2 separate regions of the Homo sapiens genome follow, and region 2 is linked to region 1. A link is a contact called in ENCODE Hi-C or POLR2A ChIA-PET data. All regions are on one chromosome and are shown on one strand. The core of a region is the stretch at or near the end of the contact, and the rest is flanking DNA. Distances in the headings are between cores, read along the strand shown.

Evidence for each region. Hi-C counts contacts between places; a loop is a spot of excess contacts on that map. ChIA-PET counts read pairs that join two places held with the same protein, here RNA polymerase II (POLR2A).
Region 2: a map of posterior vena cava shows a loop between it and region 1 (15-fold over the local background). The contact joins two enhancer-like sites. A Hi-C loop is called at or near these places in 1 of 168 maps with a recorded cell type or tissue (posterior vena cava). POLR2A ChIA-PET finds 5 or more read pairs at or near these places in 1 of 52 experiments (WTC11).

The regions. Positions count from the first base shown.
Region 1 is chr13:106,142,674-106,150,029 of GRCh38, reverse strand. No RefSeq gene overlaps it. Among named protein-coding and RNA genes, the nearest start is that of LINC00460, 230 kb to the left of the region's middle. Within about 2 kb of position 5,654, at least 7 of the 41 ENCODE cell types and tissues checked have a DNase peak (open chromatin) inside an H3K27ac peak, as active enhancers do.
Region 2 is chr13:107,024,121-107,030,566 of GRCh38, reverse strand. No RefSeq gene overlaps it. Among named protein-coding and RNA genes, the nearest start is that of SNORD31B, 290 kb to the left of the region's middle. Within about 2 kb of position 4,331, at least 5 of the 41 ENCODE cell types and tissues checked have a DNase peak (open chromatin) inside an H3K27ac peak, as active enhancers do.

The sequences.
Region 1 (7,356 bases), core at 4,405-6,904:
TTTATAACTCCACCCAGACGGCACCCAACTATAGCACTTATTCTTTCCTCTGTTTTTTTCCAGAAATACTTTCAAAACTGATACCTTATTCATGAGGATTAACTTGTTCTTGTTAAGACAATATACCTACGTATGTGTATATATACAAGTTTTCTTTCTGCATGTGTATATCTATCATTTATATCTATCTGTAGAGAGTCTTTCAGGGTTTCCATGGGGAAAATGCTGCATTTAAGTTACAATACAGTTGTGATTCACAGTCTTTTGTTTGTGTTTGTTTATTTTTGGAGCAATTTGCCAAGAGTACCTCCAACCTATTATCCTGGAACAATTTCCCTCAGAGGTTTTTTTGACTTCAAAGAAGACTACGTGTAGATGGATGGCAGGAGAAATAGGCCCCAGATGGGGATGCTATCAGCACCCATGGGTTCCCATCTCTGGAAATGTTCACATTTTAAAATTGCAGAGTTAGGCTCTGGTCACCTTTTGGGGGCACTCTTTGAGGTGTGTCATTCAACTATTAATTTTATACTTCAAAGAGAGTTCACTTTATGAATGCAGCTGCAGAACGTTGAAAATATTATCCCCACCACTGTGGTCTCCTCCAGTTTTGTCTTTAAAATAACAATGTCAGCCCGTGGTTAGAAATAGTAAAGGCAGTAGCTTTTCTAGACACAGAAGGCCATCTATACCATGTTTCTTCTAAGAACAGGCTTTCCCTTGCTTTTCGGTTATATGTATAAGGCTTGATTTGCTGTCATTCAGTGAACTGTTCATGTTGATGAGGAAAAATAGGTATCAGTGTCTTTGACAGATAGAAAATATGGAAGAAAATATATTACAGTTTTCCCTTAACATTCATTATGAGTTACACTGATTTGGAGGAAATAGAAGGTCAAGCTTTCAAATGTTCTTTTTGTTGCTTTTGCTAATAATTTTTTCTCTATGTCCTTTATCTTTTGCTTACTTCAAAATGACAGTTATTAATGACATAGCTACAATTCAAGAGACATTAAATACCATTCTTTTAGAAAAGTTATATATATTATTAAAGTTCTACGAAAACATTAAATGTTATATACATGATGACATTCTATTTTGTTCATTAACATCAAATAATGAATTGTAATCACTGTTCACATTAATAAATTGGTATTTTCTAGAATAGGTCTCTGAGGGGCTCAAGGACCTTAGACATTTTGTTACCATTGCCTCCAAAATGTCATGCTTCCAATATGTGCCCTTGTGTTGTAGTTATGTATGTAATGTTGGTTTCCTTTCGCCTGTGTATGAAAAAGCAGTGTGGTCACCTGGCCTGGAACAATAACAAAACATTGGGAAGATATAGATGGGATAATGGTAAAAATACGTGACTTTTTTTTTTTTTTTTTTTTTTTTTTTGAGACAGGGTCTCCTTTTGTCACCCAGGCTGGAGTGCAGGGACATGATCATAATCAAATCAATCCACCCGCCTCAGCCTCTTGAGTAGCTGGATCTACAGGTGCATGCCACCATGCCCGACTAACTTTTGTATTTTTTTTTTTTTTTGTAGAGACACGGTTTCTCCATGTCACCCAGGCTCATGGTATTTTAATATATTTTAAAGTTCATATTTACAGTTATTATCACTTAGGAATAAAACAGAAATGATGAAATACAAAAGGGTAGTATTGATAAATGTAATAGTTAAGATCCTTTCTGTAAATTAAAGGAAACCTAATTCAAACTGGCTTAAGCAAAAAGGGGATCCTCTGACTCGTTTGACTGTGAGCTGTGTGGTCTGGGTGCAGCGGATCGGAAGAGATCATCAGCTTTCAGCCTTTTTTTCCTACTTCTAGGCCTTGATTTCACTTCTGTAGTCACAACATGGTGGCATCTAGATTCTAAAGCAGGTCACATAATTGCTTTTTCTCAGTGGGAAGAGAACAAGGGTCCCCTTCCTGGTACTCCCTCTCAAAGCTCCCACAGCCTGTAGTGCCCCTGTCGTGGAAGGCAGCATGCTGGAGCTGGGGCTTGGGGGCTGGGCTGCATGCTCCATAGGGAGCCAGGTGGATGGCCACTGGAGGGAAGTGGCCTGGGGGTGGTGCACTGGGGGATTCCCGGAGAGGAATCTGGGTGCAGCTGCTAGAAGACAGCTCTGGCTGTGTAGACTAGGCAAGTGCTTAGAAGATTTTTGACAACCTCTGATTCAAGGCTCACCTTGAAGGTAGTGACAAGGTTTAGGACATGCTATTCCCAAATAGGGCACCTTGTCATATGAGGAAACAGCACAAACAGGAAGCCCACCTTCTCCTCGACCTTTGTTCCTGAAGCATTGCCCATAAGACCCTTATTCCATTGGGGTCCTCTCCTGTCTACACTTGGAGGAAAGGAATGAAGACACGGAGATGCCAAGGAGACTGAGGGTTTGGGTCTGTGTCCCCACCCAAATCTTACTTCAAATTGTAATCCCCAATGCTAGAGGTGGGGGCTGGTGGGAGGTGATTGCATCACAGGGGTCATTTCTAATGGTTCTGCACCACCCCCCTTGGTTGCAATATTAAGTTCTAATGAGATCTAGTCATTTAAAAGCATGTAGCACCTGCCTCTTCTCTCTCTTCCTTGTGCCCTGGCCATATAAGATGTGCATGCGTCCCCTTCACCTTCTGCCATGATTTTAAGTTTCCTGAGGCCTCTGCATAGCAGAAGCCAGTATGCTTCCTGTACGGCCTGCAGAACCATGAGCCAATTAAACCTCTTTTCTTTACACATTTACCCAGTCTCAGGGTTTTTTGTTTATTTGTTTTTTAATAGCAGTGCTAGAATGGACTAATACAAAGATTCTAAACAAACAGGCCTTGCTAAGCTCCCCCAGTTTATTACAGGTAGCTCATATCCCCCTCTGTCTAATCCTACTTCTGCACGACTCTGTCCTCTTCCTCCAACCTAAGCAGAAACAAACACAGGTTGCCCTGTTTCTTTGGAGTCTTCATTTCTGAAGGCTGCCACACATGTAAAATTTATATTAAATCAATGTGTTATGCTTTTCCCTTATTAATCTGTATTTTATTGTAAAGGCCTCAGTCATGAACCTTGAGATGGGTGAGAAAAATACTGTTTCTCTCCTACAGTAGCAAAGAGTGATGCTGGTATGCTCAACACATTCTTCTTAAGGAAAGTTAGTACTTACCATTTGCCTCCTCAATCCAAAGAGAGGGCATGGGGGTTTCTCCTGGCTCTCTGCTTACTGAACAGGGCTCCAAAGGAGCTACTTAGGTCTTAGGAGACATTGTGGAGTGGTGTTGAAGCCCTACCAGTCACAGCATGAAGAGCTAGGCCTGAGACTGTGCAGTCACACACTGCTCCACACCCAGAAGGGCCACACCTGGTTTAATGGTCTCTTGTCACCACCTAGAAATTCTTAATAGTGTTTGAACAAGAGGCCCTGCATTTTTATTTTGCAGTGGGCCTTACAAATCATGCAGCCTGTCCCATTGAAGGCCATAGCTACATGGGGAGCTAGAATAACAGAGGTGAGCCCTGGGGAAGGCACCAGCTGGAAGGTCATTGTCACAGTGACCCCATCTGGAAGCACACACTTACTGATAGCAGAAAGAGCAGAAAGAGCTTGGAGGGGTGTCACTGATACAGAACCTGAGTGGTATGTTAAGTGGCAGCCAGAGAAAGAATGTTGACCTCATTAAAGGAACATAATGGGACACATGCATTGAGGTGGTGTCTCCAGAGAACTCACAAATGCATCCGAAGACAAAAAGAGTTATCCTGGAAGAGCCCCAAAGTTCAGAGAGCAAAGTCCAGAGAACATAGAGGTTTTCTGTCCACTCCCCTCTCCTTCTTCCCCAAGCCCACTCCAATCCAGGAAGAGCCAGAAGGCCGCCTAGTGGGGACAGGGTAAAGTGAGAAAAGGAGAAGTTTTTGAAAGGAAGAAGCTTCCACTTATAAGAGGCAAATGGAAAGTTCCCCTTTCACCCTCAGGAGGTTTGCTAGAAAATCAACTCATCAAGGACAGATTAATGGGAGAAGAGCCACAGAAATTTATTTGATCATAGTTTTGGGTGACAGGGGCATTCAGAATGAAGAAGCCACCTCCCATTGGGGTGCAGAAGCTTATAAACCATCTTGAAGTTACAGAATGAATGGGGGCTTGGATCTTGGCAAAACAGGTTATAGGAGAGGGGAGAAGAGGAATTCTGTTGAGGGGCAATACATAATTCCTAGGGAGAATTCAATGAGTTTGAAGAACCTATGATGGTCTGAATCAAAGTCTGTTGGGCCCACAGAGTGAACAATGGTTTGTGACACAAGTCTGTTCAAGTTTGAGAGACTTTAGTCCTCTTTCCTGTGAAATTAGTTCAGTTAATGAAAACTTATGGAGAGGACCAGAGGTAATTTTTTCTTCTTTGGTAGGTCTGGACTTTAGTCAGATAAGGGAGCTTCAGAGAATGACTTCATCCTATGCTTTGGGAGAGATAGTTGGGGATGGAGGAAGGTCAGAGAGACCTTGAGGCTTCTTTGTCAGTTCAGCATGTATGAAGACCACAGTTTGGTGGTATTGGTTTCCCAGCTCCAATACACTGTAGGTCTCCACAAAGCAGGCCCAAGGGGTGGGAGGGAGAAGGAGGGAAACAAGAACTCCAAGTTAAGTTTAGGATTCTGACAGTTGCGTTGGTTGGACAATAAAATTGCTGAAACTGGACTATTAAAAATGACTGGAGGACTTCCCTTATCTAACCAGAAACACCATGTGACCTATTTGAGCAGCCACCTAAGGATCAAAGTCTGTAGAGAGAGGTTTCAAATGGACAGTAATGAGAAAGGGGAGCCTTGTTGTTTCCTCCCTGTCACCAATGGAATCTCACCCTCTCAACTTAACAAAGAAGACTGCAGAAGATCTTTTCTTGTAAATCATAGCAGTAATTTTACACAGAAGGTATCTTTCTTGAACTTGTTTTTGAAACAATAAGGATATTGAAAGCCTTCCAAAAGTTTTGTTAACATTATGAAATAAATTGTGTGTTAGTTAATATCAGGAAAAAAATTTTATGAAGATGTCACTTCTGAAAAACCCCATGCATGGTGATCAGTGGTGTTGCATAGTGAAGGAAAACCCACCAGGCTTGGAACTAAAACTAGAGCAATATCTCCATTTGGCAATCATTGAATCTCAGTTGTGGTAGCTTAGCCCATCAAGGTGATACCAATGTTGTTAAAGAGAGGAAGTTAAACGCACTAACCAGAAAGTCTCAGAGTACACTCAAAGTACTTTAAGGTTGTGTTAGAAACTAATAATAAAGAAATTCACAGTTTAAGCCGACCTCCCATCCATGGACTCAAAGGGCCACATGAAGGAAGTGGTTTAAAAGACACCCTGTGGTGCCTAGGTATTGGAAGTCAGCCTTAACTATAAATTTCCTTGTTTTCATTAGCTTGGGTTACAACAAGCTGAGCATTTTTTGAATGCCCTCTTAGGTAACTTCCTTTTTTTTTCTTATAAGTTCCATAGTAAAAGAACTTCTGTAATCAGTAATCACACATTCTATTCCTATTTTATGTACTTTCACAATGAAAGACAAACTTATTCATGATCTCATAATTACCTATCTTGTCCTGTGTAACAATCCATTCTTTGTATCAGAAAACATTCTTCTAGGGATTTGGTAAAACCGGTTGAGCAGGTTTTCCTGCAGAAAAACCCAGTTCAAACAGTAGCTCACAAATGTAATCTCAAGTATTTATTTTCACATATGAGTAGGTAAACATCAAATACATAACCAGCAAATTTTTTTTGAACATTCAAAGGTAGCATTAAATTAGTGCCTGGGAATAAAACAAAATACCTCAGGTATTTAGTGATCAGTCAAAACAGGGAAACACAGTGATGGTAAATCTCATGACAGAACCCAATGGCTGGAGACTGCAGCCCATTTTGATGGCAACCTTGAGGTTTACCTGTGGCCATTGGGGCTGGAGGCTTTAGCTCTATTTTATTAAAAAGCAATCCAAATGACTCTTTCAAAGATTCGTGTGTGAATATTATTGAATTCATTTACTGACTAAACACTAAAATTACATGTTTTTTTTAATGACTCAAGTCAGTATGACATTTCATTCCATTTTGCCTTCATTGGCATCAATGAAACTGAGAAAGAAGTGCACTCTGTGTTATAATACCACAATTTAATTTTTTTTTTTTTTTTTTTTTTTTACTATTAAAGAAGTGGAAAAAAAAAGACAGTTAGATAAAAGGTAAAAGTTTAGGGTAAAATTCTGCAGCTCCTTTAACCATAAAATAACATTAGATCAACATCATTAAATGCTAGTGTAACTCTTATCCCAAAGCCTCTTCCGAGTAAACAATCCCTCCAGGATATCGGTTTTCTGTAGCAATGTGCTTAGAAAAAAACCCTTAGTTTCTATGCCAAGAATAAAATTCTAGCTCTCAAAATATTTGCATATGTAAACATTTCCAAATTCATATTCTATACACATGCTAAAACCTCTTGGTGTTTATACATGCTTTTGTGATTAGTCTTCAAACTTTTTGTTGGCCAGATATGTAAAACCCACAGCTAGAAGTTGGATATTAGAAAAAAGGATAAAAATAGCAATAAGGATAATTTTGTTCATTATTAGCACTTAAAATTATGCTTAGCTCTAAGAAGGAATTATAAAATACTGAAGACCCCAGGTAGAAGTATTTGTAATTTAAATTTTACCTATGTTTAGGTTTGTACCCCAAATTTGTCAGGATCTCTTAATTTGAGAATAGGGGAGTCATTGGCTAAGACATAAGATAAAAGGTGCACCATCTTGATGGGACACAATGGTTTTCCTTTTCTCTCCAGTTGAGGCAAATTCAACTAGGGTTTTTGATGTGACATGCAGTCTAAGACATCACAGGCCAATCAGTGGATGTGCCTGTGATGGGTTAAAAATGAAGGCACATAGACACACCTAATTATATATAATTCACCCTAAGATGTTCAAATTCTAAATATTGGGGAAATATAAGAACTTACTAAAAAGGTGCAATTTAGCTGTAGCAAATGATAGGATTGTTTCTAAGTTCCATATTACTTCAGTGCCTGTGAATTTCACTACATAAATAATTTATAGGAAACTGACCTTAATAATTACTTTGAAAAGAAGTCATGAATATCAGTCGTTTCAAAGATTGAATCAATTGTTTTCCATGATCGCAGAGAGCTGCAATTATTATACATTTTCTACTTCTATCTCAAATGTTATTTTTTGGTTCTCTGTACATATAGCCCATTAATTTAGTCACCCAAGATACAAACTAGCTTTAGTACTTCTCTCTGACCCTTGGGGGATCTTCAGAGGAATTGGACAAGT
Region 2 (6,446 bases), core at 3,082-5,581, 880 kb before region 1:
TGGATTTTTTAATTTTATGGTTTATGACAGAAGTAGTGAAGATTACTTATAGTTTTTCCATAAATTTTATTTGGGTGACCACAGTGTTCATTGTTAGGTTAACATTATCAAACCATAGAATACAGATTAACATTTCGAAAAGTTGAAGAGGCATCTTTTAAATCTACTTGCTATTTACGGACAAGCTAATAACCATGAAGTTTGCTGCTGTATCTGTACATGCCAGTCTAGTCAAATGCACACTTCATTTCCCTTAGGAAGATTTTTAATTTGTCATGATATCCCCCTGGCTGGTTCCAGTGTCCTCTCTGTCTAGACGTCTGCTATGTTTGGAGACTTTATCATACCACTTAATACTTGATCATATATTGCTTTCTAATTGTTTCTTGCTTGTTACTGTAAAGCACCCAATACTTCTAATATAATCTTCATGAGGGCAGTTCCTCTTCACAAGTTAGAGGAGGGTTAACAGTGGAATAATCCAATAACATAATTAATCTCATCATTCAAGTTCAGTACAGCAGTTAGCAAAACCAAAGCCTTCCTACTAAGTAAAACCGTTAATGTTTTAAATTTATATTTTCAGTCAAGTGATTTTTTTGAAACATCTTCAGATAAAAATTAATGTGTTAGAAAAAATAGTAAATGTCTTCCCAACTTAGCATTAGAATGATTAGAAGTCACTGATCTGTTCTTTGGGGGGCCATTTAATTTTTTCATTTCAAAAGTTTATTGCAAGTTTGTAAGATTTCATGTTTCTCAGTTTCTATTTCCAATGTGTGGATGTTATTTCTATATTTGTTAAAAATGTGTCTGCATTTTGCACATTTCTAAGATGATCTGCAGGTGTGAATTTTCTGTTCAGATTTTTAAGTAACTTGGTTTTTAAAATCTTATCTTTACATTAGAAACTCTAAGGTGCTGATGGCTGATTTATTTTTTCAGTACACTGGTCTGGTTTTTAATGGCTTATTCATTTTTAAAGTAAATTAAGAATGTGTATAAAAAGCTTTACTAATAAAATGTTGTTGTTCTTCAGGTCATGATTTGAGACCTTCAGCAAGATAAAGGGGCTGTAAAGCAGGTGGCACAATACATTTGGTTAGAAATAAAAGAGAATCTTTTTTTTTCAACCATTAATGAGATTTCCTGGAAGAATAATTTTGGAGCAGGCAAGGGTAGGGGAGCATATTAATCATATTTGCTGTAAATTGACTTTACACTTCACACGCAGTGTTACTCTCAGATTAGGTTTCTTCATGGGGTCCCAGACAACAAGCAAAACGCTTTTCACTGGAGGCACAACAGGTCAATGTTAGATCACGGATATGAATAACAACTGTCTGAGATGTTGGTCTCATCAGCTGTACCAGGGTTGGTAGAGTTGATCTCCTCTTAGCAATATCTTCTTCCCCACTAACCACGCCCCAGGTTCTCTGCCTGGAACTGAGCGGACAATGAAATCATACGGTCTAAAAGAGGAGGGTCCCTATTCGACCACTAAGTAGCTCTGCCGCTCCACTAGAAATCTAGGGCGGAGTTACACACAAATGTTGACTGCATGCCCAGAATCATTCATTTGAACCAACTGCACTGGACTCGCAAAACAGAGGCAGAAACTGAGACAGCAGGAAAAGGATGGGGAGGGAGATAACACTTCTCAGTTCACCCTCAGTCATACTGACTTATGGTACTGACCTTTGTGATCTCTGCTTCCTTATCCTGAAAAATGGCTAGCAGCTATAGCTCAGGAAAGGGTGAAGACCGAAAACCATTGGCAAATGTCCACAATCTATTTATAAGAGATCAAGAAAGCCACTGCATGAACTTTACCTTTAATACAACTTCTTCATGCGCATATCAATTGCCTTATTTGATAGTGAACTCTTTGAGGACACTTATGTGTCTCCTTTGGTTATAATCATCCACTCCAGCATTTCCCTTCATGTGTAGAACAATGAAATCATAGAACCTTGGAAAGACCCCCAAACCATCAATTACCAATCAGACTCTTGACATTTTACTACATTGTGATAATGAATTTTATGTGTCCAATTGGCTAGGCCATGGTACAGAATTTTGGGTTAAGCACCAATGTAGATGTTTCTGAAAAGATACGTTTTAGATGAGATTTACACTTAACTATGTAACCTTTGGGTAAAGTACGTTCCCCTCCATCATGTGAGTGGGCCTCATTCAATCAGTTGAAGGCCTTAAGAGAAAAGACAAACCTACCCTTGAGGAAGGAGGAATTCTGCCTCCAGATGGCAAACTTTCCCTGGGTCTTCAGCCTGCTCTATAGATTCTACGAGCCAATTTGTTAAACTATTCTCTCTCTAAACACACACACAATATATATATGTATATACACATACTATATATATATACACATACATACACACTATGTATATATATTATATACACACACAATACACACACACACACACACACACACACATCTCATATTCTGCTTCTGAAGAAAACCCTAACTATATAACCATCTAACCACTTAAATTTTGAGGTGTGATCAGGAGTGTTTGTGAGGTTGGCCTTTGTATCAATCCAGTCCTGGGACTAAATCCTACCTCGACAAGTCACTAGATGTGACAAAGATGTGATTTTGAGCGAGTTACTTATACCTTTCTGACCCTATCTGCCCATATATGAAGAAGGTGTAATACCAAGTGCTTTAATAAAATGTCTTGAAAATTCCAGACGATGTGTACACAACATCCATAACATAGATGTTTCTTGATAAATGGTTGTCATCATTTTGCCTTGATGAATTAAATGTGACTAAATCCTGCTATTTACTGTATCAGTAGCTAGGGGTATGTCTAGTTTGAACTTCTCAAATGAATTCATCTCTCTTGGTTAGAAATTGACCATGTGGTCTGCATTTTATGATTAACTTCTGTTGCCATGTTGCTATGAAGGCCACAAAGGGAGGCCTCCAGAACTAAGTCAGCTTCACGTTTTCCCTGAGGCAGTAAAGAAAGATTCCCCTCAGAGGATGAGCTTTCCACGGCTGGAAACCAGAGAGTTTTGGTAGCAGAATCACAAGTGATTGACTTTGGAATTGGGAGATAATGGCTTGAACTGCTGATTAGCCCATGGAACTCCACTATCTTTGAAAAAAGATAAGGTCAATTTCAAATGAGAAACTTTCTAAGGAGAAATTTGCTACCATTGGTCAAATTTCCCAAATGAATCAAATAGGAAAAACAATAGTAATCACTAACCTAATGTGTATAAGCAGTGTGCATCAATTACATGTGAGGACTCACTTTTTCTTTTTAATGACCATAGCTATTCAGGTGATTGTTTTCTAAACTCAGGTAGCAAGAATTTCATGTATCAGCATCATGACTGACATTTTAGCTATGAAGTGATAATTAACTATGAAAGATAATTTTTAAAAAATTATTATTATACTTTAAGTTCTAGGGTACATGTGCACAACGTGCAGGTTTGTTACATAGGTATACATGTGCCACGTTGGTTTGCTGCACCCATTAACTCGTCATTTATGTTAAGTATTTCTCCTAATGGTATCCCTCCCCCTGCCCCCCCACCCCATGACAGGCCCCTATGTGTGATATTCCCCGCCCTGTGTCCAAGTGTTCTCATTGTTCAATTCCCACCTATGAGTGAGAACATGCAGTGTTTGGTTTTCTGTCTTGTGATAGTTTGCTCAGGATGATGGTTTCCAGCTTCATCCATGTCCCTGCAAAGGACATGAACTCATCGTTTTTTGTGGCTGCATAGTATTCCATGGTGTATATGTGCCCAAAACTTAAGCTTTTGTGAAATTGAATTCTTACATTCCATATTTAATTTGATTTGATGATTGTTTTAGAAAGATGTTTCAATCAAATGTTACCTCGCTAATTTTACATTATAACAACTTTTACAACATTTCTTTCAGTTCTAGGTCCCAAACTACTTTAGAAAGGACATTGAGGGTTTTTATTTATTAGTCAGTATCTAAATTCAGTATTTCTAAGAAAAGACTCAAGAACAGCTTTCAAGAAAAATTTTGCCACCTCTTCTTAAAACACATGTCAAATTGATAACATGATATTGCATACAGCATAATGGGACTGTGTGTATAAGAATCAAAATAGACAGACAAGACTTTAAAATGAGAGTCAGGAAGTACAAAACATCTTATCTAAGGATAATTTGGTTACAAACTGTATGCAAAGCTGTAGAGTTATCTATTAAGCTGTATTGAAAATGGTGGCTGAGAACTCATAAGACAACTAGCTCTGAGTGAGGTGTCATTCCTGAAGCAGCAGGGGCAACTTGCCATGGCTTCGGGCCTTAGCCCATAGCAGTCTGAATAATCACACAAGAATAGAAGTCAACAGAGACTCTCAGTCCCAGCCTAGAATGTCAAAAGCATCAACTAGTGACTGGACATTTGGCTGAAATCCAAGGAACAAGCACAACTGGTTCAACCAGCACTTGTCTGGAATGTTCTGGAAGCAATAGATGGCAAAGGGTATTAAGTTGGGGAAATTTAATAGTTTTTCCTTTGGGAACAGAAATAATGCAAATGCTGATAAAGTACTATATTTAGCTACTAAGTACATTTTTTGACTCTGTCATTTCTGGGAGAAAATTATGACACACTGCACCAGTCTTTGAAAATAACTAGAAACTTTTTCCATAAATGACTTTTACACCCAACACGACAGAAGTTTCTTCAACTCCAGCATTTATCATTTTATCATCTTTCTGTTATTTTTTCATTTGGGTTACTTCTTTAGATACTTTTTTATTATTATTTGTCAACAACATGCGAAAGGCTCTTTTCTTTATGACCCTGTGGGAGAGTTCAGAGGATCGGAGTATGGATATGTGGCCACAAGCATAAAAATCTAGTTCCCTGGATTGACCTTGAGCAATTAGTCTAATATCATTTCTTTACATGACCTTAATGATTATTCAGTTACAAAATAATCTTTCCTTTGCTTAAGTTTGTAAGGCATTTTCATAAGTTAGTTTTTTGCTTTTTCTGACATTTAAAGTCTGGGTTATCTGCCTTTTCGTGGGAGCTGTCTCAGCTGTTAGCTGTCATTTTAGGGAAAAAAGAAATTTTGCAGTAATATTTCATTTTGTCATCACAGATGACAGATCATAAAAAATTGTGGCTTTATAATGTACTCAAAGTAAATATTTCCTAAGAATGCCCACGCAAAAATAATAGTGAAAAGAAAAAGGCAAGCTCTCTCAATTCTTTTGAGAATTGTCCTTGCTTCTGTGAGCTTAGAAAAACTGTATTTGATCAAATAAATACTTTTTTCTATCAATATTATAGTCTTCCAAGTTTATGAAAATTCAAATATATAAGAAGTTAGAGTCATTTTGTTTTTATTTTATTTCTGTAGTCTGTGCTATTTCATGATGCCATATCATGTACGTTCCTAAATTTGCATTTAACTCCTGGTTCTGGCATTCACTGTGTCAACACGCTGACTTCAAAAACCCCTCCTCATATTCCTTGTGCTCTAGTTTCTAGTTGGCAAAACAGGAAGATAAACAACATATTTACCCATAGGAGTTAGAATAAGATGAACAGAGATCACTTCTGAATGCTTCAAAATAAACCAACAAACAAAAAATAGCACAGATATTTGAGAGAGCAGTATGGTGCAACATTTAAAAACAAGGATTTTGAAATATAATTAGACCTGTGTTTTTGACTTGATTCTGCTAAATATGAGGTACATGACCTTGAGGAAATAATAAGTTAGTCTCTTTAAGACTAATTAGTTATTAATAAAATTAGGATAACAATCATGCCTACCACACAGGGTTGTTATGGGGATTATATGAGATAGGAGAGAGAAAATGTGCAGCATTATGTTCTCAGGACACAGTTGCCACTGATGACCATTATTCCTGGGTGAACAGTGGTGGATGAATCCATTTTCATCAAATTAGAGATGTCCACACACACCAACACACATGTGCATAAACCTATTTCCTTCGAGCTGAAAAGCAAGACTAACTCTAGTCTCAAACGTGTTCCTAAAAATAAGGTGGTGTGTCTAGGGAACAGCTGGAAATGCAGCTTGAGCTCTTGGGTCTTAGAGTCACCAGTCATTATGTAGTAATTGAAGCCACACAAATGGGTGAAATCATGCAGTCGTCTTTGAGCGTGTGTATGTGTGCACACACAGTGAGAAGACAAATCCACTGGGAACACTTACAGTATCGTGCAGGGAGAGGAAGAAAACAATAATGTCTCTTTCCTGAACCGGGAGGATGGTACTAGGGATTGGGTACAATACAGCAAAAATTTTACTTGAGATTAGGGAAAGGAATTGGCATGTTTAACGATCTCTGCTCTCTTTCATGCATATTTTAGGGTAATTAATAGAAAATAAGGAAAAAGTAGAAGTGTTACGGCTCCGATGGCTGGAGGAACACCAGGG